Regions from separate parts of the Homo sapiens genome. Here regions 1, 2, 3, 4, 6 and 7 are each linked to region 5. A link is a loop called in an ENCODE intact Hi-C map of the cell type or tissue named here. Cell type or tissue: mammary epithelial cell. All regions are shown on one strand. Region 1 has its middle 37 kb from the start of LINC02082. Region 2 overlaps MECOM (MDS1 and EVI1 complex locus). Region 3 overlaps LOC107986051 (a long non-coding RNA gene). Region 4 has its middle 5.6 kb from the start of MECOM. Region 5 has its middle 51 kb from the start of LINC02082. Region 6 overlaps MECOM (MDS1 and EVI1 complex locus). Region 7 overlaps MECOM (MDS1 and EVI1 complex locus).

Evidence for each region. Hi-C counts contacts between places; a loop is a spot of excess contacts. Peaks named below come from ENCODE experiments on the same cell type or tissue, not always from the same donor. Only the 100,000 strongest peaks of a DNase experiment are listed, where the experiment ranks them.
Region 1: a loop joins it to region 5, with 11 times the contacts of the local background. A loop is called at or near these places in 6 of 110 quality-filtered maps.
Region 2: a loop joins it to region 5, with 6 times the contacts of the local background. A loop is called at or near these places in 11 of 110 quality-filtered maps.
Region 3: a loop joins it to region 5, with 2.0 times the contacts of the local background. A loop is called at or near these places in 5 of 110 quality-filtered maps.
Region 4: it touches region 5 in a loop (12-fold over the local background); 21 of 110 quality-filtered maps call a loop at or near these places.
Region 6: it touches region 5 in a loop (27-fold over the local background); 3 of 110 quality-filtered maps call a loop at or near these places.
Region 7: it touches region 5 in a loop (9-fold over the local background); 11 of 110 quality-filtered maps call a loop at or near these places.

The regions. Positions count from the first base shown.
Region 1 is chr3:168,863,163-168,867,162 of GRCh38, forward strand. No RefSeq gene overlaps it. Among named protein-coding and RNA genes, the nearest start is that of LINC02082, 37 kb to the right of the region's middle. In mammary epithelial cell, a CTCF peak has its summit at 1,972 (motif pointing right); no DNase peak of the experiment used is centred here.
Region 2 is chr3:169,131,492-169,135,491 of GRCh38, forward strand. It overlaps MECOM (MDS1 and EVI1 complex locus), which reads right to left. Exons shown (of 17, transcript NM_004991.4): 4 at 1-40. Among named protein-coding and RNA genes, the nearest start is that of LINC01997, 130 kb to the left of the region's middle. In mammary epithelial cell, a CTCF peak has its summit at 1,864 (motif pointing right); no DNase peak of the experiment used is centred here.
Region 3 is chr3:169,024,767-169,028,766 of GRCh38, forward strand. It overlaps LOC107986051 (a long non-coding RNA gene), which reads right to left. Exons shown (of 3, transcript XR_001740574.2): 3 at 4,000. Among named protein-coding and RNA genes, the nearest start is that of LINC01997, 24 kb to the left of the region's middle. In mammary epithelial cell, no CTCF peak of the experiment used is centred here; a DNase peak (open chromatin) is centred at 2,265; H3K27ac peaks cover 473 bases.
Region 4 is chr3:169,667,314-169,671,313 of GRCh38, forward strand. No RefSeq gene overlaps it. Among named protein-coding and RNA genes, the nearest start is that of MECOM, 5.6 kb to the left of the region's middle. RefSeq lists an enhancer at 1,800-2,301. In mammary epithelial cell, a CTCF peak has its summit at 1,967 (motif pointing left); a DNase peak (open chromatin) is centred at 1,968; H3K4me3 peaks cover 1,129 bases; H3K27me3 peaks cover 1,625 bases.
Region 5 is chr3:168,950,463-168,954,462 of GRCh38, forward strand. No RefSeq gene overlaps it. Among named protein-coding and RNA genes, the nearest start is that of LINC02082, 51 kb to the left of the region's middle. In mammary epithelial cell, CTCF peaks have their summits at 1,733 and 2,229 (motif pointing right); a DNase peak (open chromatin) is centred at 1,099; H3K27ac peaks cover 1,582 bases.
Region 6 is chr3:169,343,903-169,347,902 of GRCh38, forward strand. The region is part of intron 2 of MECOM (MDS1 and EVI1 complex locus); the gene reads right to left. Among named protein-coding and RNA genes, the nearest start is that of MECOM-AS1, 100 kb to the right of the region's middle. In mammary epithelial cell, a CTCF peak has its summit at 2,182; DNase peaks (open chromatin) are centred at 779 and 2,239.
Region 7 is chr3:169,147,615-169,151,614 of GRCh38, forward strand. The region is part of intron 2 of MECOM (MDS1 and EVI1 complex locus); the gene reads right to left. Among named protein-coding and RNA genes, the nearest start is that of LINC01997, 150 kb to the left of the region's middle. RefSeq lists a silencer at 1,825-1,884. In mammary epithelial cell, a CTCF peak has its summit at 1,871 (motif pointing right); a DNase peak (open chromatin) is centred at 1,937; H3K4me3 peaks cover 1,051 bases; H3K27ac peaks cover 482 bases.

The DNA of each region.
Region 1 (4,000 bases), 87 kb before region 5:
TAAGTGACATGTTTCAAGTGTTTTAATAAACTCAAAAGTTTAAAGAAAAATAAATTTCTCCCCAATGTATAGTGAATAACAAGCTATGTTTTGTTTTCTTCAACCTGAGTTGAGAATACGCCACATAATGATAGATCTAGTCCCTTCACATATATTTGAACACACATAGTTCAAGACCCAAGTGGATTCTATCAGTTTTCAAATTAAGGCAAAAATTTATGTCTCCAAATTCAGGACTGTTCAAAGGCAGTCTTAGCCAAGAGACACCTCTGTTATTTTTTCCATGACTGTTTAAATTCCAAATAATAAGACTATATTTTTTTCTGAGCCTGGAAGTCTATGATAATTACACATTGTCTTTTGATACAGTTTATCTTTAAACAAACTTCAGACAGGTCAGAATAAATTGTTTTAATGTTAGATTGTAACAAATTGCTAGGCATATCATCATGTACTGCAAATAAATGTACACGTCCACGAAATAGGAAAAATTGGGCAGAGGTGAATTCAACCACCCAGCCATTTACATGAAATAGCATTACTCAATGCCATTTTTAACTTCCAGCTTTGTCTAGATGAGCTCATTCAAGTTCACCTCAGTTGGGTGAACTGAGGAATCTGGAGATTAAGATCCCATGCATGTGTGTGACTGGGTTCAGTTAGAATAACATTTTCTTCCTGCAGATCATTAATTAGAATGTTTTTAAAGGCAAAACAAAGCACACAAAACACAGTTTGCTGAAAATGATGTTAGTTTATTTACTTTGAAAAATCTACTTCTATAAATTCATATACTAAAAAATAAATTAAAAGATAAAAATGATGTCCTAATATATTTCCTATTGAGAAAGCAAAATAATTAGCAATCTTCATTAGTTGTCTAGAAAAATAATTTCCTCTTCAAGAAAGTTGCCTCTATTTGCTAAGCTGTTCTAACCAAATTTCCCTTTATCACACATGAAATTTAACTGGAAATACTAGTGGTCTGTTCTCACTTGATTTTTCTGCATAAGAGTTTAAAAGGCAGGGTTACTATGTAATCTAGTCTGGTAAATTCTTTTTTGCCTAGGCAAAAACACCAGTTTACTTGTTAAAGATGATGAAGAGTTAAGTCCAGAGTTCATATCACAATCTTATCCCATGACACTCCCTCCCCCTTTCACTTGATGAAAATATGCTCATGTGAAGTGAATTCTGAAACTGAATCCGCTGAACATGCTCAGCATTTGGTACCAGATTTGTACTGTGACATTCAAACTTCTGCCATGGCTATTGCAATGTAAATAGGAAATTCTAAATGTGATTTGAATTGCCCTTTGGGGAGTTTTACAATGAGAGACGGTACATTTCCAAGGTAGCCCATAGTTAATATGGAGCAAGTCACAGTGGTCGGGTTGGAGACTGTTCTGCTTCGGAGCACAGGTTGACAGGAAACTCTGCACGCCTTCAACCGGACCGAGGGAATTCGGCGGTTGACATAGCCATGTATAGTTCTGAAATATTTTCTCTTGTTAGAAATGTTTTAAATTAGCCCATGAAAATAAGCACCTTTATTATTCACATACAGTGATTCAGTTTGGAGGTGACAGCTGTCTACATAGATCGTAGTGTAGAGATTGGCATAAGCAACGACTGTTTTTTAATTAGCAACAAGCTTTTGTAATTATTAGAGGTCAGCATTTCCTGTAATTGAATCATGTATGCTAGCAAATATACTCTCACAGCAAGCTGGTGTGCTCAGACCTTTCCCACGAAATGCAACTATTAGGTACCATCGTGTTGCACACAGAAAATGCATGGTAAGTTCGGATTGTACAAAGATATTTCCAAGATTCTGAAAGAACTACATTCAATGGCATTGAATTTTATATATGTTGTGATATTAAATGATATAAAATTCTAGTTCTTTCTACCTATAAATTTAGACGTTGAGACTTTTAAGAAAAGTGCATTGCTGAAGTTCTCCACAAGAGGGCCATAGCTCCCTCATTCTTTTAAATTTGGATTCAAGCTCAAAAAAAAAAGTAAATGCTATTATTTTCTCCTCAAACTTGTTGTTTCATGTATCTTATATATATCATAAATATGTGATAATAAGAATAATTTGAAAAAATGATGGATGCATAAGTGTGTACAGTGAAAGATTCCCTGCTGGTTTCCCCCTCCCCCCTCAAACATAACCACCTTTAAAGTGTGCTGGGGTTCTTTCCACATTTAAGCTTATCATGTATTTTTTATTTTACACAATGTGATTGCACTAAAGATTTATTTTATGTTTTGCTTCTTTGTTTATTCACTAAACCATACATTTAGGCATCTTTCTATTATCAGTCTACACAGACCTGCCTTTTCTTGTATATGGTTTCAGAGTATTATTTTGTATGTCTCTAAAATGTATTAATAAATCCCCTACAGATAAATATTTAGACTATTTTTAGTCTTTTGCTATTAAAAACAATGCTGCAGTTAAAAATCTTGCATTTATTTCTTTGCACAGGTATAATTTCTCTGCATGTTAAATTCCCTAGCTGCATAATTATAAAGCTTGTTTACTTAAAACTGTGTCTATCCCCCTCAGAAAAGATGGTTTCACTGAATTACACTCACACCATATAGGTGTGAGAAGTACTTTTAGCTCTGACTCTGACAAATACTATGTACGTCAAACCTTGTAATCTTTGCCAGTCTATGAAAGGAAAAAAATAATATCTTGGCAGTAGTTAAAAGTTCTAGGTCTGTGATAACTTTCTCCAATTAATTATTTAACTATCCCAATTAAATTTTTTTTACTTTCAAAACTGTGTTTCACAAATTTTATCAAAGATGGAAGCAGAGTGACCAGAAAAGACATCACTGGGCAAACTGACCTGGCTTCCATAAACTAGTGAGAGTAAAACCAATGCTATATCTAAGTAAGTGCTTAGTAGTTGCTACAATAATTTTATATCATTTGAAAATTTTTGTTTATTATAAAAACTGTATAAAATACGGTGGTCAGACATTAGTATTCCTATCATACAAATTAGACTGAATATTTGGACAATGTTCTTTTTACTTCTTCGTTATTATGATCATCAATTTAAAGAACTTCAATAAAGAAACTTGAAGTTTCTTATCTAAATTTTACTTAACCTTCCAAGCCTGTTTTTTCCTTTCTCCTTAGAGAATGTCTATCACAATTTGCCCATTCTTTTCTTTTCATTCTAAGCTACAACACCCACCCTTTCCTCTCAGTTTTTAGCAAAGAACAAAATGCCCAGAATTGAAATGTCAAGTATTTTTTTCCTAACAAAATATTTTTATTACTAGATTAAATATACACCCAAAGTAGCAGATTGAAAATAATTACAACAGAAGCTGGCTAGTTTACTGAACCAGCTTTGTTCACTTTCCTTGGAGGAAAAACTGGTTATTTCAGTGATAGCCATATATATTATACATGACCTAAAACTATCCCATCAAGTGACAAGCCCATTTTGGAAAAGCGCAAAGCAGGCAAGGCATATCTACTGCCATTGCAACCATCCCCATATTTTTCCCATCTGAGTGCTTCTTTCCTCCTTTCCCCTGCCACCTAACTATGTTTAGTTTTGTCCCAGCAATCTAACTATGTTTAGTTTTGTCCCAGCAATCTCTACAGGGAGTGAAATATTCTGATTTTTCATATTAGTTGAATATATCTACTGAGGTGTGGAGGGTGCCTCAAAGGAGAGCTTCTCTTAAGGGAATACTTTAAGGAGTGGTGAGCAGGAGATGTGTTTTCAAGCACTGAATATTTCATAAGTGGTTTCTGTGCCTGCTTGCATGGACCATCTCTGGCTCTATGTAAATGCAAAATGCCAGATGTAGAAAAATAAGATAGTAAAGAAGTATTAGAGGTACTAGAGTAACACTGTCTTTTTGTTTGTTTGTTTTTATGTTATGGTTTGTGTTTTCTCTGGGTGTTTCGTTTGATTGTTTTTGTTTTATTTTGTTTTTGTCACTTATACTTCAAGCTTTA
Region 2 (4,000 bases), 180 kb after region 5:
CCTCTCCCGGCGCAATGTCTGCAACTACTCTATAGAATATCTTTAAAGACAAAATAAAGGTGGATGGAATCAGGAAAGAGAGAGATGTATATATATTAACAAAGGGCAAGATATACACTAAGATACCTGTACAAACACCTTAACAAACATCTTTTTCTTTTTCTTTTTTATCAAAAGAAGTGTGATTTCCTGTTTTATATATTGAAAACCAGCCCTCTGGTGACAAATGGAAAGCTGTGACTCTCAAGCCAGTTCACAAATCTTTTCCAAATCCTACTTCACAAATCAAATTTTCTTAATGCAAGGCTAGCTGCGTCACATATATCCTGTGTAATGTTTAACGAAGAACTTTCCCTTCTCTGAATCCTCAAAGCACCCTAGCAAACCACACGTACTCACAGAGTTGAATCCTGCCTGGAATTCTCCAGCAGTAGCCTAGCTTACCTTGTACCTTCCCCACTTAAGCAAGTTTGCAAAAGTAGCGCCTTCTCAACAACGTGTTTGGAAGGTAATAGGTTGAAAGGACATGACATAAAGGATCATGACAACAAAGGAGAGTATTTTGTTTTTCAAAACTTAACCCCTCTCTCACCAATCAGAAGGGTGCTCCCATACCAGGGTCCTGCCCTCAGGCCCAGCTCCTGATCCTCTCTCTTTGAAAGTAGGCATTATGCATTTTATTGATTCATTTATTGGGGTGGTGGGGGTGGTGCTTATTCCCCTTGCTTTCTAGCAAAGTGCTGAGGAGAGGAAGCATTTAATAAATCTGTTAATGACTGACTCAAAAGCAGTGGAGCAAGTGTGGAAAGAACCCTGACCTGAAATTTCCAAGAGCCACTGCCTTTCTCCTGAGCAGCTTGGTGACTTAGGCAAGTCATTGTCCAACTTACCTGTCCAGGGACCAGGTTTTTTGTTTTTTGGTTTTTGTTCATTTAAAAAAGCTTTTAAGCATGAAAATCTTTAGATGTTTATTCATTCTACCATAAAAATGTCATCAGTTTTTTTTCATTCTAAGGTTATTTATTAAACAATCCCATAATCAGATAGAGGTTTTAGAAGAAAGAATGAAGTTCTACGATTAACTGGTGAAAATGAGACCAATTATATTATACCACAGTATCTTTGCAAAACCCTAGAGTACTCTGAGAAGGAAATTATTCCTTTGCCTCATATATTCTTCTCTCTCTTTAACAGTGCCAATAAGTCTTTTCTCCCAATCTTCCTAAGAATGTCCACAAACAGAATCAATCTCTTTTTTCTTTTCTTTTTTTTTTTTTTTGAGACAGGGTCTCAATCTGTTGCCCAGGCTGGGGTACAGTGGCATGATCACAGCTCACAGCAGCCTCAACCTCCCTGGGCTCTGGTGATCCTACTACCTCAGCCACCTGAGTAGCTGGGACTACAGCATGCAACACCACACCCAGCTAATTTTTGTATTTTTTGGTAGAGATGGGATTTCACTGTGTTACTCTGGCTGGTCTCGAACTCCTGGGCTCAAGCAATCTGCCCATCTAGGCCTCTCAACGTCCTAGGATTACAAGTAAGCCACTGCACCCAGCCCAGAATCAATCTTATTAAGCCAAAAAAGTCCAGATTCTAAATATCTGAGCAAAACACATACACACACACACACACACACACATACACTACCAAAACAATAACACAACAACCACCATCATATTCTAAGAATATATTCTTAGAAGATATTACTGTTAACTATGGTTTTTTGCAAGATCACATGATATTTCAAACTAAGAAAAGCTGCATAAGTTGATGTCTTATAAGATCAGCAGAAATGCTCATACTTTAATTTTATTTATCTATTTATATTTTGGAAAGATGAGAACTTTGTACGTGCCTCTTTATTCCAGTAGGTGGCTCTAAAGTCCAATTGTTTATTTTTCTATAACAAGACCGGAGCACAAAATTGTGCTAAATTTGAAAAATAACTTAATGAGGAGTATTTTCTGCTTAGCTTCTTTCCTGTCAAAATAAAATAATTTTTTTTCATTCAATAGTAGTTGAACCACCTGAAGCTGGTTTATAGAAAACAATGCTAAACATAAAATGTTGCTATAATATGTTATAATATAACCTAAGATTCTTTGTATTTGTCCACAGATAGAATCCAGACTAACTTGGCAAAATTACTCCTCATTATGTGCTGTTTCTATAAAAAAAATAGTTTATTTGCACTTTGTATCCTATTAACCCTAGCTGTTCACATTTTCTTTTCCTTGGAAGTACACTGAGAACAGTTCTTTTTAAAGATTACCAGATTTAAAATAATAATAAAATAATGTGTGAGTTTGCTTTTTTCCCCTAAACTTTCCAGTTAAATACTTATAAGTACACTGTTTCATTCTGGAGTTCTATTTCCCCTTAGAAAACAATGGACTTCTCTCAACAGTTTGAATCACCTCTTTTTTTGGCATCTCTCAAAGGTTTAACTTATTAGCTTCCTTTCCAACAACATGTTGACATTTGAATTGTGACATATTAGAACTTTTCGGTGGCTTCTCGGAAATAGTGAGGTTAAAGAGACAATACCCTACAAGACAGTAAAACAGTGCAATTGTCTCTATTGGGGAATACTACTTAGACACACGTCAGGTCATTTTAAGAGAGTATTATGATATCATTATTTCTTTGTAGTCCACTATTAATCATGTCTCTTTTAATTCCATTTTAGATTTACTCAATCCAATGTGAACAGTCTAAGAAACAAAAGAAATTGATGGATACACTGTAACTATATATTATAAAGACAATTCTCTTTGCCAAGACATAGATCACTACTGTAATTTCCCTTTAAGAGTCCAGATTGTCATGTGAAGAATATTGAGTGCATACAAAATAAAAGACACGGAAGAGTGTTGATGTTGGCTTTATTTACTGGAGGTAAAAGGTGACATTCCAAGCCATGAAAGGCAAAGAAAAGCAAAGTGGATTTTAACTTCAGGGTGTTCTTTTCAATTTTAAGTGAGTTTTTATGGTGCTCATGAAACTGAGGTTTGAAAAGAACTGGCAAGCGCCAGATATAATGAGGGCAGATTCTGGGCATGCTTCCCCATATAGCAATAAGAATGTCCCTCGAAGTTCCATTTGCCATACCCTTACCAAGCTAGTCCTTTTCTCAAGGTGTTTCTACCACCTGATCTTCATTACCTCTCATCCCTTAGGGTTTTGGAGACACTTAAGCAACATTGTTTTCCTCTTCTAATTACAATGGCCCAAAAGTATAATTTGAATCCTTGAATCTAGGGATGTCTACATATAAATTTAATTTACTTTCTAATAACATTAATGGTATGCCAGCAGGCATTTGAGAAGAGACAGGAGTAATTTAAATGAAAACAAAATGAAAATTTGTAGCCCTGAAACAATATAGTGGGGAAATGATGGGATGTCATCTTAGAGGAATCAGGCCTTTCAGAAAATATACTTTTATGTTATAAAATAGATCTTTCAGCAAATAAAAATGCAACAAAGGAGTGATTTATATAGATTTTCTCACATATTTGTATATAATAAGTATGTTTGACCATGCTTATAAAATAGAGTTATAATGTCTTTAAAATCTGTATTCTCAAAATCTTGAGTATATTGCAGTCCAGTGAATTACATACCATCTGTGTTATGTGCCATAAGCAGAGACACTACTAATATAACTCTCTCATTTTTGTGTTGGAGAAAAATGGAAGGGAGTCAATTAATCTGTTAAGTTCCATAAAACAGTTAATAATGGGTCTCTTCTCCTATCAGGGTTTTATGTAAAAAGTTCTCTGGATTCAAAATAAAAATATCCTGGATCTGAAATTTTGTAATGAATATACCCCCAATAAATAAAGAGAGGTTCAAAAATATTCAACACTTAGAAAATTTTGAGTTAATATGAAAAGGTTGTTCATTTGTTATTTTTGCTCTCTCTCTCAGAATGTTCTATGAGAAGAAAAAACTCAATTCTTCCCAATATAAGGTGAAAGACAAGAAGAATGGG
Region 3 (4,000 bases), 74 kb after region 5:
AAGTGTTCCACACATAGTAAATCTCAAAAGATCTTCATCGACCAGCTATGAAAGGAAGCCAAAGAATCAGAAAGAGAAAATGACAGAACGGAAAGTGGTTACGGCTTAATTTCTTGATGTTAAGGGGAAAAAATGTTTACTATTAAACTTTCCTTGTTCTAAGAAAAATTTGAGACCACTCTTTTTCTCACCTTAATTTAGAAAGGCCATATTAGAAGAAAACAAAAAACAAAAAAAACAAAAACCAAAAGTCATTTTCCAAATCATGATTTCTAAGATGCTGATAGAAAGGTTTTTATTTAAATAGCTGTCCTTTCTATAACTTTGGATCCAAAATTCTACTTCTAGGAGTCTTTCCAAAGGAAAAAATCAGACATGTGTATAGAGACTTAACTATATGACTATACACCAATTTCAACAGGAATAAAAATTGGGGACTGATTAGGTATATTATTATATGTGCATATATACAATGGAATAAAGTATAGCCATTAAAAAGACATTATTGAAAATTCTAATTTAATTGCAAGTGCTTTTTTAGTTCTTACTGTAGGCTATATTCTGGCCAGGCTGTAGCATACATTAGTGTCTGCTTTCACCAACCTCACACTCTCGCAGGAAGACAAAGATGGAAATATTTATTTATACTTGATATAAGTGTGGTAATATATTCACTGAAAGAACACATTAAAGGACATTGTGCTTCTGATTTTTTTATATACATATTTCATACATATATAGAAAGCATACTTATAATGTGTGTGAGCATATATACTCACACATTTGCATATACGTATATATAATGTGTGTGTGAGTAAATATATTTATATCTATTCACATTGTACCTGTTGGCTATTGCTGCATAACAAATCACCCCCAAACAACTATTACTTATTTCCATTCATGCATTTATTGTTACTCATGCATCACTGTAGGCCTACGGATTGGCTGGAGCAGCTCTGCTCCACATGCTCCACGTGTCTCTCCTCCTCCCTGGGATAATAAGCTGGATTGAGCATGTTCTTCTCATAGTAATGTGAGATGGACAAAAGAGAACAGAAATAGGAGGCATCTTTAGGTCAAGGCTTAAGAGTATTCAGAGAAAAAAATGCAGAAAAACCACGAGATACATAGGAAGCGATATAAATTTTCTGAGTGGTAAGATTATGTGTAATTTTTCATTTCTTCTGTTTATTTTTTCTAAAGTTTTAACAACAAAATGTACTACTTTTATAATAAAATCCAGGCAAAAACTTATTTTAAATATTTCACTAAACTATTCACAGGTTTCCTATTTCTTATGTCCTTCTCATAATTATTTATATAGAAAGGAGGCCAACTGGAGATAGAAGACCTAATATTTGATGTTGTCATTTATGTGTCAAAAAGCCATATTTTCCTTATGCGTTGCCTGGCCTGCTGTTGAATATAAATTGTGTATCACTGATAAACTTAAAGTGGTAGAGAATTATAACGCTAATATAATCCCTGTTCATTTACTTACTTTCCTCATTAAAGAAAACACACACACACAGAGAATTCCATTTGTTTACAAAAATCACAATCTTCTTAAATTTGCTTTGATTTTTGCATGGACACAACAAAATGTTTTAATATAGAAAGAAAGTACTTAACACCTTGAGTTGCTGGTATTATTTTTCAAATTTGTGGTCCTTCATCTCATAATGACACATAAAAGAAATGCTTTATGCTCATCTCTGTTCTTTGATTTCTTTACTCATGTAAGTGAATTTTTTTTTCTTTTCCTGTGGACTAGCCTAGAAAGCCTTATTTCCCTCCCCCCTCCCTTTTTTTTGGTGCCATAATTAGATTGAGTGGTAGATGTTTCTAGTGAATCATTCTACCAATTAGGCTAAAATATTAAAGACAAGTAACTTGAGAAGGAAACTCACATATCTATAGCACTTTGCAGCAGATGTATCCTATTTACTTCTTTATTTTATTGCTTAATGACTGGATCTGAAGTAATTGCACCATTTGACAGATATTTATTTGTAAAATGTGATTCATTCAGTCAGACACTTTTCAAATGATTTTCATGCCAAGTGTTAAAATTGCGTAGGCTTGAGTAGCTGTTTCAAAAGATGCAAACACACATGTTAATTCCATGCATCAAGCACATCTACTTTCGGCTCTTTTTATTATAGAAATATTTCAGTTGACAAAGAGTGCTAGTGAACAGACGGCAGGGACTTCTGGACTTTAATCAACCGCAATCACTGGCAGAGTTCAGAATTAATTTCCTAACCATGAATCACCTGCAGACAATGAATCACGTTCTAGAGAATTTTGCCAAACAAAACAAGCCATCATGCCCTATACAACTTTTGAGGACAGGGCTATGGAAACTCATTTGACTAGCACAGTTGAAACAGTGAAAGGGAAAGAATACTAGCGAATACTGGAACAAGCTATCAAAGAGTGCCTGGTGACTTTCAACTTAAAAAAGACAAAGGAAAGCAAGAGTTCAGCAAGAAAACACTCCTTTCTGAAACAACCTATCCATTGGTTGGCTTCTATCCCTAAATTCTAGCTATTGACAATCAAGATAAAGGATTTTTTGACTAGGATAGGTTCTATCCATTATAGCACAGACGTCAAAACATTTTCACCTATTCTTTAATCAAAGAATCAGAAACTTCTTATTTAGTTTCTGTTTCAGACACTGTATCTCCTTGGACAGAAATAAATGAGGGCAATTAGACAAATATTCAGATCATTCAGCTAAAAAATGTTTTTGAATGAAATAACCAAGTTATTTTTATACTTAAATTTGTGATTGTCTCAATTTTCCATTTTCTCTTCTAGGTATAGAACAAAGCACCTTTACATGCTTCTGTACACTGTAAAAAAGTTGCAGCCATAAAAAATGATGAGTTCGTGTCCTTTGTAGGGACATGGATGAAATTGGAAATCATCATTCTCAGTAAACTATCGCAAGAACAAAAAACCAAACACCGCATATTCTCACTCATAGGTGGGAACTGAACAATGAGATCACATGGACACAGGAAGGGGAATATCACACTCTGGGGACTGTGGTGGGGTGGGGGGAGCGGGGAGGGATAGCATTGGGAGATATACCTAATGCTAGATGACGAGTTAGTGGGTGCAGCGCACCAGCATGTCACATGTATACATATGTAACTAACCTGCACAATGTGCACATGTACCCTAAAACTTAAAGTATAATAAAAAAAAAAATAGAAAAAAAAAAAAGTTGAGACAAATTTCAGTTTCAAGACATGATAAAATGTTTAGCACTTTACATAACATCATCAAAATGAAAACTGATCACTTAAAAAGAAAATATTTTTATTGTCAAATTTGAATATAGTTAACTTCAAACTACACCAACAAGTAAACAATATACCACTAGGAAAAATAAAAGGCCTTGGCCAACCCAAGATATTTGACATACTTTGCTCCCATCATGCATGTCATTGCAATAAGAATAAAGAAGGAGTAGAACACACATCTTTTTGGGACAGAGTTTTGCTCTTTCACCCAGGCTGGAGTGAAGTGGCATGATCTCAGCTCACTGCAACCTCCACCCCCTGGGCTCAAGCGATTCTTCTACCTCAACCTCCTAAGTAGCTGAGATTACAGGTGCCCACCACTATGCCCAACTAATTTTTCTATTTTTAGTAGAGACGTGATTTCACCATGTTGGCCAGGCTGGTCTCAAACTCCTGACCTCAGGTGATCCACCCACCTCAGCCTCCCAAATGCTAGGATTACAGGAGTGAGCCACCATGCCCAGCCTAGAAAATGCCTATCTAGAAAAAATAATGAATAATAAGAACTTGCAAATGCATTATTACACAAATATCAGAAACTTAAACTAGATTGAACGTGTTTTCTTTTTACTGATTGATAACTTCCGTCAAATAAATCTGCCCTTATAAATTCACCCAGTGTTGGCACATAAAGAAAAAAAAAAGCAAGATTCATATCATATGGCACAGAATAAAATAAT
Region 4 (4,000 bases), 720 kb after region 5:
ACCTATATTCTCCTGGCTACCAGCAAGATTAATTTAATCATTGTAATGCAATTATTAATACTGTTTACCCAATGCTGGGTTTCAGGTTGGCTGTTAAGAAATTAAACTCTCGCTGGGTGACCAGAGCTAGGCAGGGGTTTCTTCATGTTGAAATGAAACAGTCCTCTTTATTTAGTCTCAGGGCTCCAGCTTTCGGCCACCGGCTCAATTAGCCAAAATGGAAACAATTTTCATTCATTGCAATAACTCACTGTTCTGGAGATCGCTTTCAAAATACACACTTTATTATACGCTGACCTCGGTGGCGTGGAGTGGCAATAAAAGAAAGAGGCAGGGAGATCTATCTAGCCCCCTTGGGCTATAATTATTAGAAATTAATTGGGTTCAGGACCCTGGGTAGCCTAGCTAAATTAATAGCTTGTCTAGTGGTTTAAATCCGAATTTTCAGTCCACAGGAGAGAAAGGGAGAGAGTCACAGACATGAAATGCAGACCCAAGGGACGCCTGAGTTTACTTGCAAGACACTCATCTATTAAATAGTGTCCAGAATACATTTGAGTTGAGGAGGGGGGCTGAAGTAGGAGGGAGCAGGGGCGACAAGAAAGAATGGAGCAAGATGGGGAGGGAGGCTGAGAGTGAGCGAAAAGGTCTCGAGTTGATTTTATTCGATTTTTCTTGTCTGCATTGTTTTCGGGAGGGGTTGCATTTAGGGGTTAAAATAAAAAATAAAGATCCTGTGTACTCGGAGCTGTCGTGCCGGAGTAAAAGTGAAAAGGGAGCCTTAGGCAAAAGGAAATTACTGCGAGCCCGCGTGACCTTTCAGGGAGGTAATCAATCAAGTGATCAACAGGGATATTTATCATCGCTATATAGGACTACTTCGCCCTGCACAGGCGGGGTGGGGGTGGGGCTGGGGGAGCGAGAGGAGGGTGGAGACACGCGCGCACTCACACACACACACTCACAAAAGTTTGAACAAACCTGATAAGCCTCGAGATAGAACACGTAGGCTTTAATGTTAAAGCTACCTGATTTGTCTGACATTGTCAGAGAAATACACACACATACACATATAAGCACACATCCAGGCAGCAGCGGCTGCATGAAGGTGTTAACTTTGAATGATCCGCCACGCTTTGCCCTAAAAGGGAAGCTTGCAGAGAAATGCGCGCTTTGAACGCCGGCGAGGCGACAGCTCAGGGCTAGCTCGGCTTCCACGTCCAGCCAGGGAAAGGGAGCCACGGGCCGCAAAGGGCGCGGGGCGGCTGGGGGCACCCCTCTCCACAGCGTCTCGACGCCGGGGCCTGAGACACGGAACAGCCTCCTCTTCCTGCGAAATCCTCGCGCTGCCGGGGCGGCATGGCACAGCGAGGCGCGCTCGGGACCAGCCGGCTCAGCGAGTACGCGCAGCTGGTGTTCGGCGGCCGGGCGATTTCTGCCCAGTTACCTTCTCTACCTCGTAAAACTTGCCGTTTTGTAAATTGCGTTTTCGGTCCCAGATTTCTTAGCAAATCATTCGGTTTTACAATCCTACTCCCTCCCCCTAGTTCAACATCCTCCCATCCAACTTCTGATGTGTATATAAGGTACGGGGAGCAGGGAGCGGTCAGGGTAGCTGGCTTTTAATAATAATGACGATGATGACATTAAATAGTCGATTTAAAATCTGGGCCCCCGCCCCGCTCGGGAATTATAATCAGCAGTTCTTTGGAGAGAACGTCGGGCTGATTACTAGCCCATGGGGTTGAAGAACCATTTCCCGAAGGGTTTATGAAACGCAGGTTGGAGTGATGCGCGCCGCCTCCCAGGTGGCGAGCCTAGGTTCCTGCAGTGTGGGAATGTGGGGCCGCGCCAGGGCCGTGCCTATTGGCACCAGGTGCTAAGCTCGCGGTCCCCCACCAGCCGCTCTGGCCGCCCTCTCCGGGCTCGGCGCGGCCTCCTCCCGCACAGCCTAGTCTGCGGCGCCCTCGCCTGGTTTCTTTGGCCGCGGCAGCTCTGGTGCTCACGCCGCTTAGGGCTCCAGCTGTGCACAGTAGCCGCCTGGGCGTGGGGGTGGGAAACAGCTGGAGCGCCCCGGGGAGGCGCGGGTTGGGGTGGAAAGGAACCCAGCAAGGAGGATTATGAGGCGAGCAAACTCCTGGAGCTGCTACCGGTTTAGAATCAGGAGGAGCAACTTCACGGGGCACGGAACTTGAGCTCCGGAAAGAAACCAGACTGTTCCTGAGCGATGCCCTGGGAAGTTTGGACCTCTTGGGGTCCCTTCCATTGAAAAAAGAATTACTTGGAAGAGTATTTCTCAAAGTGTAATGTGCATACGAATCGCCTGGGAATCTTGTTAAAATGCAGATTCTGATTCAGTAAGCCTGGGGTGGGGCCCAACATTTCTCAACAGGCTCCTAGGTGATGCAGATGCTCCTCGAAGTGTAGTCGCAGACCAGCAACATCAAGCATCGCCAGGATTTCAATAGAAACTCAAGATCTCAGGCCCCAACCAAACCTACTAAATCAAAATTGACATTTTAACAAGTGATTCACTAGAACGTTGAAGTTGGAGATGCACTGCAATAGAATGTGCCTGGCCAGGTTTTCTTTCTTCTGTCTTAAATCAGGACGCCTCTGTGATTGAACTTCATTTCAAATCCTGCTTTCTGCCGTGGTCACGGGAGAGGATGGAGTCAACGAACCTATCCACGTAAACGCTACATCTCCTCTGGCCCACTGCAGAAACCCTAGACTAACATGCATTGACCACTGAGCTTAGGGGCCAAATGCCACCTGCAAGGCTTCCTTGATTCTTGTCTGATTGACATCTCTTCCAGCCACTTTCCTCAAGCCCCCCTCACCCATTCAGTATTTTGCTGCCAAGTCTATGGCTTTTATTTCTCCCTCCTTACATTACAGTTTTTTGTTTACAGATCTTCCTTCCCCTTTCAGCTGTGGACATCTTGAAAGAGATTATGCCTTATATTCTCCACTTTGTTTTTTCATCTGCAGCATGGAAATAGGCATTTCTTCCCACATAGGATTAATATATAAAAATGCTTTGGAAGCCATGGTTGCCATTGTTAAGAAAAGATGGCAGTATTCAGATTTCAGGGCCATTATACCTTAGATAAATTCTGGGGTCACAAGATTGAGTTGAAACACCTTAAGTATCAAACCACTGGAGGTACAAATCCCAGTCCTCCCTTTTACCAGTTGCATAACTTTAGGCAAATTATTGAACCTCTCTGAGTCCCAGTTACCTCCCCTGTATTATTAGAATAAGTATGTACATCTTGCAGAATACTTGTGATAATTAAAGACAATGTATACAAAGCACCTAGTATGGCGCCTGCTACATAGTAGGAATTTAATAAATGGAGCTATTTAGAGCTCTAAGCTCTAACATTTCATAGTCGGCAAAATAACGAGGGTGTGCGTGTGTGTGTGCATGTCTGTGTGTGAGAGAGACAGAGAGAGAGAGTCAGGGGTCTTGGATACTGCTCTTCCCATTCCCATCTGCAATAAGATAGTTGCCTTTAGTCAGCAGACTGCCCCTCAAGTAGCTGAAGCCTGAGGACTTTGACATACATAGAACTGACTGGTACAATTAGATATTAACATTTCAGTTTAAATGCACATGTGTGTGTGTATGTGTGTGAGAGAGAGAGAGAGAGAGGAGAGAGAGAATGGTTTTAGCTATGGTTTTTGGTTTGTTTTTTGTTGTTGTTGTTGTTGTTGTTTTGTTTTGCTTTGTTTTGAGATGGAGTCTCGCTCTGTCACCCAGGCTGGAGTGCAGTGGCACGATCTCGGCTCACTGAAACCTCTGCCTCCCGGGTTCAAGCAATTCTCCTGCCTGAACCTCCTGAGTAGCTAGAATTACAGGCACACACCATGAGGCCCAGCTAATTATGTATATTTAGTTGAGACATGGTTTCGCCATGTTGGCCAGGCTGGTCTTGAACTCCTGACCTCAGGTGATCCGCCTCCCTCGGCCTCCCAAAGTGCTGGGATTACA
Region 5 (4,000 bases):
TTTCTCAGAAATAGGAAATCATTAAGTATTTACCCAGCAAAGAAGACAGGTAATGTAAAATTGATGTGAAGCACAAAGATTTTTCTTAACACAGTCTTTTTACATTTGTATTTTATAAGTGCTATTGATTTAAGATTCATTGGGAAAAAATGTGAAAATATTGAAAATGACACCAACTTGGAACCAAAAGCCTTGGTTTCTAATTTCAGTTATGTCACTAGTTAAATGTGTGAATTTGTGCAAATCACTTTTCTTCTCTGGACCTCTGCTTCTTTACCTGTCAAGTTAGCAATTAGAACAAGCTGGCCTCTGCATTTCCTTCTAGCTCTAATAGACTATAATTCTATGATGGAGACAGTTTGATTAGGTGGAAAAATCATGTGCATCAGTGTCAGGCCTTTGTGACTAAGCCTCTCTGAGCCTCATTTTCTCATCTGTAAATTAGGAGTGATCATATCTACATCGTTTGATTGTGAAAGTCAAAAAGAGATGAAATTGTCAAGAGCTCAGCCTAGCACCTGGAACTTAGTGAGCTTCCCAAAATAGTAAATTGTAATTAGGGCTAAAATACAATTTGCATGAAGCAAACCTATTTCAGATTCCAAGAATTTTCCTTTTTTTCTGATCTCAAAACAATCAGTGTCTTGGTCAACTATTTTGTAATCCATTATCTCTTCCATTCTGGGCATTGCTTTTATTTTTTAAATATTGCTTAAATATAACATTACTAGAAAAGATAATAGTGGCCATTTAGCTATCACCCAACTATGTGCCAGGCACTGGGCTGGGTAATTGCATATAATCCTCATAGCACCAATGTGAGGTAGACATTTCCCTTGCTTCAAAGTTAGGGCCAGTCATATTTTATTAGATATTCCCATAGCACCAAGCACAGCACCTTGAACAAAGTAGACTCTCATTACGTGTATTTTTGATTGACTGAAATGTGGCAGTGAGTCCCCTCCCTCTCTCTCTAATGTTTGTAGTTATTTGATTTATAAGAAATCTCTGTCCCTGGCTGTGGTCAGCTATTGAATTTATGTGTGACAAGAAAACCATAGAGTTTGGCAACTGTGCGGTGATAGGTGATGTGTGAATCATTTGGGGGAAGAATGAACATTTTATATTCAGACCTCGAATACCTGGGTCCTATGGTTAGTTAATCATGTCTATGGAATGCATGACTGAGCAGACAGGTTCAAAGGTAGGGGACTCGAAGCCACTCCATTGTGTGTTTCTAGATACCATCTTATTGCCCATTGGTAATATTTTCTATAGTCACTGCTCAAATGTATGAGACAAATACAGTCTAGGGTTTTTTCTTCTTAAAAGAAATTCTATAATGTAGGAAGCAGGGTCCAAACTGGAAGGCCCAGGACATTGTGACCCGTCAAGAGGTTAGAATATTCCCCCAATAAGTCACATCAGTCTGATGTGATACAACCAGAAAACTGCATGGGTTGGCACACAATGAGAGACTCCTGGGGACACGTCCCTAAAAGTAGCTCCAAGGCAGGAATTAAAAATGGTTCTGGAAGCTTTTGAGCAACTGAGCTAGCAGGACCAGAGCTGGCAGACATCACAACAGGCCATCGTTCCAGATGCTGCTCCCAAAGAGCACCCCCAGTGTCCGGCCCAGGCAGTTCCTCCTCAAGTAATTAATCTTGGCCTCCTTAAGTTACCCCCAGGTTCCCAGTGGATGTTTTTCTTCACTTCCCTATGAAATCACTTGAGTCTAGGTGCTGGTGGGGGTTGGGGAGTAGTATGGTAGGCATTGAACAATTCCAGCTTCACCAGTGGGAGAAATGGCCCTGTAAATCCTTTCAAAGGGCGCCCACCAAGTCCTTCAGAAGGAAGGGGCAGCCAGTGACATGAATACGATTATTGTAGTAGAGCAAAATGTGTGACTCGCCAGAATTCTGTTAAACCCAGCAAAAGGGAATGCCACAGTTAACCTATACCCCTGGGGAGCACTAAACCTGAAGCAGACTTATTAATTAGGTCTTCTGAGGGGCACAGAAAAAGGGGAGGAGGCCTTTTAAGTCACAGAGACAGACAGAGCTCCATTCTAACCAATTCCTTTCCATGGGGGCAAGTCCTGTATCTTTTTTTTCTTTTTTTTCAAACCAAACAGTTTGAGTTACATGTTCACAAGGTCCCTGTTGTGCCAAAGAGCATTTTCAATTCAAGTAGAACAGAAAAAACGTTTGTAAAATGAATCAGTAGGTGGAGCTCTTTCTTTTTATTTATTTTTCAATCCAAGGTCCCATTATTATTGAGGGACACAGAGCTTCAAAATGAAAAGAAATAGGCATTTTAAAAATGAAAACACATATACAACGTGCTTTCCTAATTGAAATGGTATATTGCGAAATCATTACTGTCACAGAACATTTGCGTTGCATGCAAATGCTGAAGCAAAGAAAATATATAAACCTAAATTGACTTTAGCAATTTGAAAGTGATAGTGGACATCTGTGTTCAATAAGTTTTTGCTGGTAACTGGTGTTTAATATTTCATGTCAAATCAAGAAGAGTGATAGAAGGTTTCTGAACACAGAGATGGCTGGCATTTTTGCAGCACAGCCTGCCCTTTGTCATACTCACCATAAAGAAACCTGCTGTAGCGAGGGTTGAAACTGCACCAGAGTGACTCCTTTTTTGGAACTTATATAAACTTCCAGAATATACTGTCTCTATTTTCTTTTAGAAAGATGTCTATAAGAAAAACAGGTTAAAGGACTTCCAAAGCTCATTATTTATTTAAGGGAAAAAAGGGTGTGTGTGTTTTGGGGATAGGGAGCTTTTGGAAGAAATTACAGCAGAATAAATCATCTAGAACAAATCTTACCTTTGTGTTTTCGTCAATCCTGATTCCTTTCTAGTCAGTGTGCAGTGATGTTAAGGAACTTGGTTGCCAATAGAAACATGCCTTCCTAAGTCTCACAATGAGGGCTAGATTGGATTTTAATGTTTATGTAGTTGGGCAGGGTAATGGTGGAGAATGGAGAGTAGGGAGGAAGAACTTTTTAAATAACTTTATAATTTCTTTTTCCACATCATGTTAAATAGGCAATCTTGACTCTAAATAGAACGTTTTGTCTTCGTAACAAATGTGATGAAAGGAAAAACTGCGGGGAGGGGGACAGCATTATTCTTTGAGCTGGCCACAGGATTAGCACTTAGTCCTGAAAAGGGTCATGTTGACCTGATTGTCATGTTAAGTCATGCTGACCTTAACATCTTCCATTTAGTTCTCTAACACAGAGGCTGGACCCTTGAATCTGCTTTGAGTATTGTATAATAAAGGTAAAATAAGAAGACCGACAGACTTTGAGGTACTACAGATATCAAGAAACAGTTTATGTTTATGTTGATATGAAGAAGTGTATATCTGAGCAAAGGAGTGCCCCCTTCCCTTCTCCGATGGTAGGACCAAGAATATGGTCCTGGAATGACCAGAAGCGGACCAAGAATATGGTTCTAGAATGACCAGAAGAGGATAAACAGGTACATGTTCTTTTTTATCCTAAAGTGATTTTTTTTTCTAGTGAGAGAAAAGCAAGTTGCTGAAAATATCCAAAAAACTGGAATGATTTGCCTGTGTGCCTAAAGTCATCTAACTTAGGTTCAAAAATAGAAAGAAATAGCAAGTTGTGTATTTTATTTTTTAGAGATGGGTCCTCGCTGTCTCCCAGCTGGACATGAATGCCTGGGCTCAGGTGATTCTTCTGCCTCAGCCTCCTTAGTAGCTGGCACATGCTACTGCACCAGGCTGATTTTAGCAACTGTTATAGTTTGAATATGTGTTACTGCCCAAATATCATATTGAATTGTAATCCCCAGTGTTGGAGATGGGTCCTGGTGGGAAGTGATTAGATCATAAGGGTAGTTTTCTCATGCATGGTTTAGTACTATCTCCTTGGTGCTGTTCTCATTATAGTGAGTGAGTTCTCATCAGATCTGGTTGTTTAAAAGAATGTGGCACCTCCCTGCTCGC
Region 6 (4,000 bases), 390 kb after region 5:
CCAACAAACTTTTGCTTTAAACTTACCAAAGGAGACTCAAAGTATTGCTTTTCTAATACAAAATAACTTATTTTTCTAACCTGAAGACATAAAATTGGCGAGTTCTTAAAATTGTTGGAAATAATATAAAATCTCATTGCATTTTGATAAATATTATAAATATTAGTATTTTCCTTTGGGATAAAAAATAAAAGATTGATCTTTGTAATGAATAAAAGGAAAATACTACATTTTGGTAGCTTCGTAGCCATTTACTTTTTAAAGGAACATAAGTTGGAATACTATACTGCGTGTGTATGGATGTGTGTCTATATCATGTAAATGACATATATGTGTTTTTTGTGTAAAATTATCACTTTAGGCATAGTGTCCTGGAAGTTGTAATATAGTGAGGGGTTATTTATAGAAAATCTCTCAGAATGTTTCCCAGATAGAGCTAAATGTAAACCTTCTCTATATTTTGAAAAAAACTACATCAACTACAGTGTGTTTCTCACATTTCTAAAAAGAGTATAAAGTGCTCAAGCGGGACAAATAAGAAGAGATGTAAATGGGGTAACCTTAAATATTCTACAGAGAGGAGTCCCAGTGAAAGCCCTGAGTGTCAAGAAGCCTGAATTCTAGGCTTTGTTTTGCCACCAACTAGCAAATGACCTTGAGCCTCTCTGGGACCCACTTGCCTCATCAGTAAAATGAAGGGTTAAACAGGATGATCTCTCAAAGGAACCTTTTATAGTTATGCAATCATTATCATCTGAAACTACTGACTAAGCATGATCCACTCAGCATAATCTATGAGTTTAGTCAGAATGAGGTTTCTAAAACAAAAACCACTGCATAGTGAACGGCCAAGGCCACTGTCTGAAATTTGAGGAGCAATTATGCAGATATGGGGGCAACCAGATCTTTGATTTCTGGTCCATAGGCTTCCTGTCAACCTTTGATCCCTTCACCTGTATTAAAGGACAGCCAGAGGAAGAGGAAGAGGTAAGAGACATCACATAGTTTGCTACTGATCTGCTACATGATAAAAATTAGTGGAAATGAAGGGAGAATTTGAAACTAAACTGGGACTGAGAAGTTCTTAGAGTTTATCCCTGCTACTACTGCTGCACATTATCACAGTATTAATACGACTGTTGGGGAATAAATGCATTTAACAGTTAATGTGAACTCCACAGAAATAAATTACATGGCCAAATTGTTCACTAAATGCATTAATCCAGCTGTAAGGGACCTGCATCATAGCAATAATTGCACTGTCATTTCAAAGCTTTTAAAAGCTAATCAATCCAAATTATATCAACTTGACTTATACCTTCCCAGCAGCAGTACCTCAGTATTGCATAACAAATATACGATAAAAGACAGCTTCTGGCGTATTTGTAAAGCAGTTTAAAGCTTATGCATTTTTGGCTAACCTAAGACTTCCAGGGATAGGAAGAAAAAAAAAGACATCATGGCTCCACAGGTTTGACCCAAGTTTTTCCCATTTTACTGTCTGAGCCAAACAATACAGTTAACTCACTTTATGTGCGTTCATAATATTTGCCACAAATATTGCTGCAATAGATAAAACCAGTACTTCAATCACAATAGTCAATAGAGTTCTACTGGGTAGCAAAAACTCCTCAGCACAACAGGAGACTTTTAAAATTCAAGCACTCTAAAACTTAGCAGCACCCCTGAGAGCCACAAATTGAGAGAGATTAATTCTGTGCTCCTGCACCCCTCATTACCAGGAGAGCTGAAGTAGGTCAAATGCAAGTTAATCTCCTAAATTCCACTTTTGTACATGCAAGTTAGGCCAGCCATTACTGTGTATGGGCTAATGTCTTTAAGCTATGTGCACACAAAATTAATAGACAGTTTGCCCAGCCAATATGAAATATAAATAAAAGTAAATGCCTTGAAGTGATTTTACATAACGACATGGCACGATAAAGTAACCAAGGAAATATCTGCATACACCTCTGTGCTATCTAGAGTCAACACTGGTGAAAACAATGAAAGCCAATTATCGAAAAGTTCTGAATTTTTCTCTGATAAACAATAACACACAGATGAACAAATTTCATTTAATCCACCTATTTTGAAACATCTAATAGAAAAAAACTGCAAATATGATCTGCCTCCACCTCCCCCCACTTTTAAAAGAACAAGGCAAATTGCTCATGCAGAGGGTGATGAAGTTTTAAGCGAAGCAAGACTGCCATCACTCTGTGAAGGTACAATGTTTTCCATTCTTTAGGGAAGGAAAAAAAACAAGGCATACATGTCAGCACGAAGCTAGTAAAATCAGGACTCTGCTTGTCCAGAAGGCTCATAACAACCTAATTGCCTTACCTCTCTCAGACTGCAGCCAGGTCAAACTATTTATTCTGTTTTCATTATGAACTGCATATTTTCAAAGTGGTAAATCTTGTGATTTCTTTGTAAAATTAAATGAACCATCATCATACATTCTGCAGGTCTCTTTTTAATTTTGAAAATGTTGTTTCACATTCTAACTTATTTCATATGATCCTAACAATAACCCAAGGTTGGGAGGATTCAAATGATAACGTATTATTCTTAATGTACTACAGTAAGAAATATTAAATTACCAAATTAATAACCACGATAGCTGAATTCTAGTCCTGCCTCGGTAGCTAACTAGATATGTGACCATGGGTAAGTCATTTTATGTCAGCAAGCCACAGGGGGAAAAAATGCACTTCAATGACAATTTAAAGAATAAAAAAAAATTACACATGATCCTTAACTACATGAAAAGAAATGCTTAACCTCACTCTTACTATAAAAAAAAATTTAAAATACTCCAAGACACTACTTAGTTACACACCATGCTGGTGTGTAAGAGTGGGGAAATAGGGACTTCTATATGCTGCTCTCAGCATATAGTTCCATATATAGTTCCATGGTTGGTTAGCACAGCCATGGAAAATTGGCAGAACCTGAAATAGTTATAAATGCATATGCCCTTTTGCTCCATGTACAGTTATTGATTTGGCATTGTTTGCAATAGCAAAAAAGAAATAAAAATAAAAGCAACCCAAATGTTTAATAATAGGGAAACCTTTAAACAAATTATGGTATATCCATTCAGTGGAATTCTATACAATAATTGATAAAGAATGAGGAGGTTCTCTACATGTGGATATGGAATGATCAGCAAGACAAATGGTTAACTGGAAAAAAGCAAACTGCAGAATGGTATACTCAGTCTATACTAATGTAAAAAAGAGAAACAACATATATGCATTTGCTTCTACATGCATATCATATATTTAGAGAGATGATACACAATAAAAACATTGGTTGTACTTCATGGGGGGGCAGTTAGTGGATGGAGACAGGTATGTTTAGTTAATTAAATAAATATTTAAAAGAATTAGCTACATAGAGAAAGATATCCAAAATATTACTACAAAAATAAATCAAATAAGTGAATATATAGGTACACATTTGAAAGAAAAAGATTTTTGTCCGCATACACACAATGTCTGTGTGTGTGCATGCATTTTCCTGTAAACTTTTTGGAATGATATGCAAGATATTGTTGAAACTATAGAGAGACACGGAGTATTTACTAGGGGAAAAAAGACTTCTGCACTGCTTGAATTTTACTATATGCATGTGTTTCTTTCATAATCATACTAACCACAAATAAAAGACAAAAAATGAGGAGGAGTTAGAATTAACTGAAAGATATCTACAAGAGAAGTTATCTACCCTTAAATGAATTGAAATGACCCATAACAAAAGCATTCAATTACTCTCACCTTCCCTTCTTCTGATTCAAATGTAGATGAGTTCACTTTGAAAAAGAAAATTTCTATTAGAAATTCTGTGTGGATGACAGGCCTCTGTGAACATAAGAGCAAGAGCTCAGGGAATGGATTTGTCTGGTTCGCCACATAAACGCCCAATAAATACGTGTTGACTGACTGACAAGCCCCATTGCTAAGCATGCTACAGAATATGTGCAAAATAGCCT
Region 7 (4,000 bases), 200 kb after region 5:
AGATTTCTCCGGGTAAACAACCAATGGGGAGATCTCGCCAGGCAGGATTTCTTTCCCCAGGGAAATAGCCTCCGTTTCGATGTCTTGAAAGCACAAGTGTGGTGTGTGTGTGTGTGTGTGCGCGCGAGTGTGTGTGTGCATGTGTGTGTGTGAGAGAGAGAGAGATGGGGGATGGGAGGGATGGGGAAGGGTAGAGAAGTGCTTTCAGGGGTGTGAGGGTGTGTGCACCGAGGCAGGAGGGGGCGGGGGTAGGGGGGAGAGGTAGTGCTGGAGTGGGGAGGATAAAGCTTAGGGTATAGGGACGCTAGTTCAGACTAAATATAAATAGTTTAGAAATTCTCAGAAAACAGCAACCTCAAGAGTGAAAAGTTGACATGTACATTTCCAGTTTTCTGCTAAGCATTAAAAAAAATTTTTTTAATTGAAACTCATACTCTAATTTATTCCCTTCATTCTTGTAGCTAGGTCAGAGGAAGGGCGTGCAAAATTTTCAAACCATATTTTTCTTTAAAGATATTTTAAAATCTGAAAAATTATTGGCATATAACCCGCCCAAACAGCATATTATGGGTTTAGAGAGATTGATGACTGTCTGGTGAGTCTTTGCCATTTTCTTTGATACATTAATTAAAACACCTTGAACGCCAAAACGTGCAATAAGCAATTTGACGACTCAGATTATTTTTGAACGTTTAACATCATAAATGCTGCTTTTAGTAATCGGTACTATCCTATGTTTAATAACTTTCTAATATACCTTGGGTACATTTAAACCAATACATTGTAGAAAAGACATTGGAAGAAAGAATACAGGGGATACATAGCAAAACAAAAGGGTCTACAGATTTATTCATGGCCAACTTTGTAAGATTTAGTAAATCCCACTGGCTAAATGGAAGTAAACGCGTTTTTATCACAAAACTCCATTCATAAAAACAAATGGACAAAATCCAACTCCCCAGCTCAACAATGGAAAGTTAAGCAAAGTAAGCGAGTCTAGGGACACTTGCGGGGGAGAGGTGGGGCAAGAGGGGCTGGAAAGTGTGCTGACGGTTAAACTTTAGCTGCAAACGGGATAACACAAGTGCCACCCACTTTTTGTTTTCTCCAAGTGCAAATAAACGTGTAAATCCAGTAGAACTATATTTTCCCAAAATATTGATTTAAAAACAAAAATAGTAGCAAAAGGGAGGGATTGGGGGAGAGAAAATGACAAGAGGTGGTGACTAATTTGTTTCGGTGGCCTGTTATCTGTGACATTGAACTGTTATTTCAGATAATGGCCATTGTTTGAGAGAAAATCGCACAGCAGTGGTAGGTAGGACAGGAAAAATCCTTTGTAAATAACCTAAAACCCGGTCAGATATTCCCGTAGAGTTGGGCGCTTGAGAACCTTTAAGAGCTCCTGGTTCGTGGCCATTGATTTCCTGCCCTCCCTCAACTTGCCCATTGTCGGAGCTTTCTTTTTTTTTTTTTTTTTTTTAATTTAGCCATAAATTGGACCGGCTCGAGCTATGAGCTGTTCTATTTTCTTCCTGTCAGGATGAGGGATTTGTTTTATGATGCATTGTGTATTAAATACAAGTAATCTGGGGAACCGATTGCTTCAGACAGTGCGGCCTGATCAGGGGGTCTGGGAGCTCAGCGCCCCAACCCTGCGGCCCCCACCTCCTTGCCCTTTACAAAACTGCTTTCAAAACGAGGAAACGTCGGTAGGAAAACAAAAGGTCGTCTGGAATCATTGGCAGGTCCTGGCTAAATTAGGATTTCGTGGAAAGGGCCTCCGAGTTTTTTCCCCTATATTGGCTTCGGGTGGGGGGAGGCGGAGCGACTTTCAAGGTCTGGATACTTGCAGGTACGGCAGGACGCCGGTAGATGGCATTGCGCTCCGAAATAAAGCGCAGCGCCGGCGGCTCCAGCCACCCAGGTGAACCCGCCTCTGCCCGCCAGGCGCCGGCAACACAGCTCTGCCTTCCGCCTCGCCCGCCGTTCCGCGTCCTTCCGAGCTACGAGAGGAAGGCACACTGCAGTCCAGGCATGTAGACATCAGCCTGAGAGAAGGCTATTCCTACGTCTGAGCTTCTCTTCCCCAAATACAACCAAGAGTGAACGCTTACCCTCCGAGACCTTGGAAGATGTACCTAGAAGAATGGAGAATTCATTGCATCATCATTATTATTATATTAATATCATCATTATCGTCATCATCAGTCTTGTTCTCCACTGAATAAATTGTGAAAAAGACTAAAGGAAATCATCAGAAGGACCTGGGCAAAGGAAGCTAACAAAACACTAAATCTTAATCTCTCTTTCTCTCTCTCTGTGTGTGTGTGTGTGTGTGTGTGTGTGTGTGTGTGTGTGTGTCTGTCTGTCTGTCTGTCTGTCTGTCTCTCCCTCCCCTCTCCCCCACCCCATCCCACTCCCTTTCTCCTTTAGGTATATAACAATAACTTCATGTAAAGGCAGAGTCATCTCACTTTTTCTTCACACAACTTAAAGTTTAAAGATAGGGTTCTGAAATCCCACAGTAGTTAGACTGGCCTTGTTTCTCATGAAAGGGTCTTCTTGCTATTTAAATAAGAATTATTTAGAAGACCTGATCCATCTTCCCCAATAAGTGAATGAAACAGGAAAGAAGGTTAGAGGAAAAGGATTTTGCAAGGGGCTTGCTTCTTCCCCTGTTAGCTTGCTTTCCATCAGAAGGTTTCTAAAACAATAAATAAATACAAGGAGCCAAATACCATCACCAATTCCCTTTATTCCTTGGGATTTCTGGTGAAATCTGTTTACAGTAGTTCCCAGTTACAAATTAATCTGCAAAAGCCGCTGTCTGCTCAGCAGTAATCAGTAACATGCGTGTTCTGCAGTGTTTAGCACTGCCCTTGAAATGGGCTATTAAAAATAATGGTTTTACTGTAATCTCAAACCAGCTTTAATTTGCAAACATGTATCAGGACAGATGATCTAAATATTAAGGGGATGGAGTAGGAGAACAAACTAAAACAAATGTATAGCTTCGGGGAAAGAAAAAAATGGAATGATTCATCAGTGATGTTTAAAAAGAGAACCAGATTTTAAAAACATTTTTCCAGAAGGAATGATTATTTTTTCTTTCTTGATCTGTTAATTGTTGTTTACCAGGAAAAGGGCATTGGAAAAATATGAGGGTTGAGTGTGGGCTGATAGATTTTCTAGGAGTTGTAAAGATCCCCCTTTGGCTGATGGCAGGGCTGGGGTGGGAGAGGTTAATGTGTTTTCTTCCTGGTTTGAAAAGGGCATAAACCCTCCTCAGGCCCCTTCCTTCCTTCCCCAGCTGTGTGGATTGCAGAATCTTTAAAAAGCCCAAAGATTTCCAATAAGGCCACTGGCTCTGCCTTCATTGTGTAACTGTTTATTTAAAATAAGTCAATATATTAGTTAAAGCAGTAAGAAGTTAGTGCTCCAGTATTCAAGTGATTCCCACAAGACTGTAAACTGATGCCTCTTTTAAGCCTTAAACTTCATGGTCGTCCCAGAAGTAAAAGTTCTGCTAATGGAGACCCTATGGGCATGGTACATTCCAGCACATCATTAAAGGAAAGAAAAGCAGTCCAGCCAAAGCCAGATGAAATGACTGCACTGTCCACTTTTAATAGGCTTCCTGTGGACAAACAGCACTGTAACACTCTGCAGAGGACAATATTTAAAAACAAGACAACTTGCTGGCAGTTTTCAATACCGTAAAGTTAATAAAGTATGTTCCCATTCACCCTGACATTATGTTTTTAGTTTATAGAGGAAGGCACTTTATAACCTCAGTCTAAATTCCCTTAATTCTGCAGCTTTGGGTTTCTTGAGGTGGCTAAATATACACTAAACTCCAAGCCTAACATCTTTGTTTTAACTCTATTTTTTTGTAGCTTTTCAAGAACGTACATGTGCATTTTTACATTTCTCAAGTGGAGTTTTATTCATGGAGATTCTGTTAAATCCTGTTTCATACAGTTCATGTCAAGAAGCA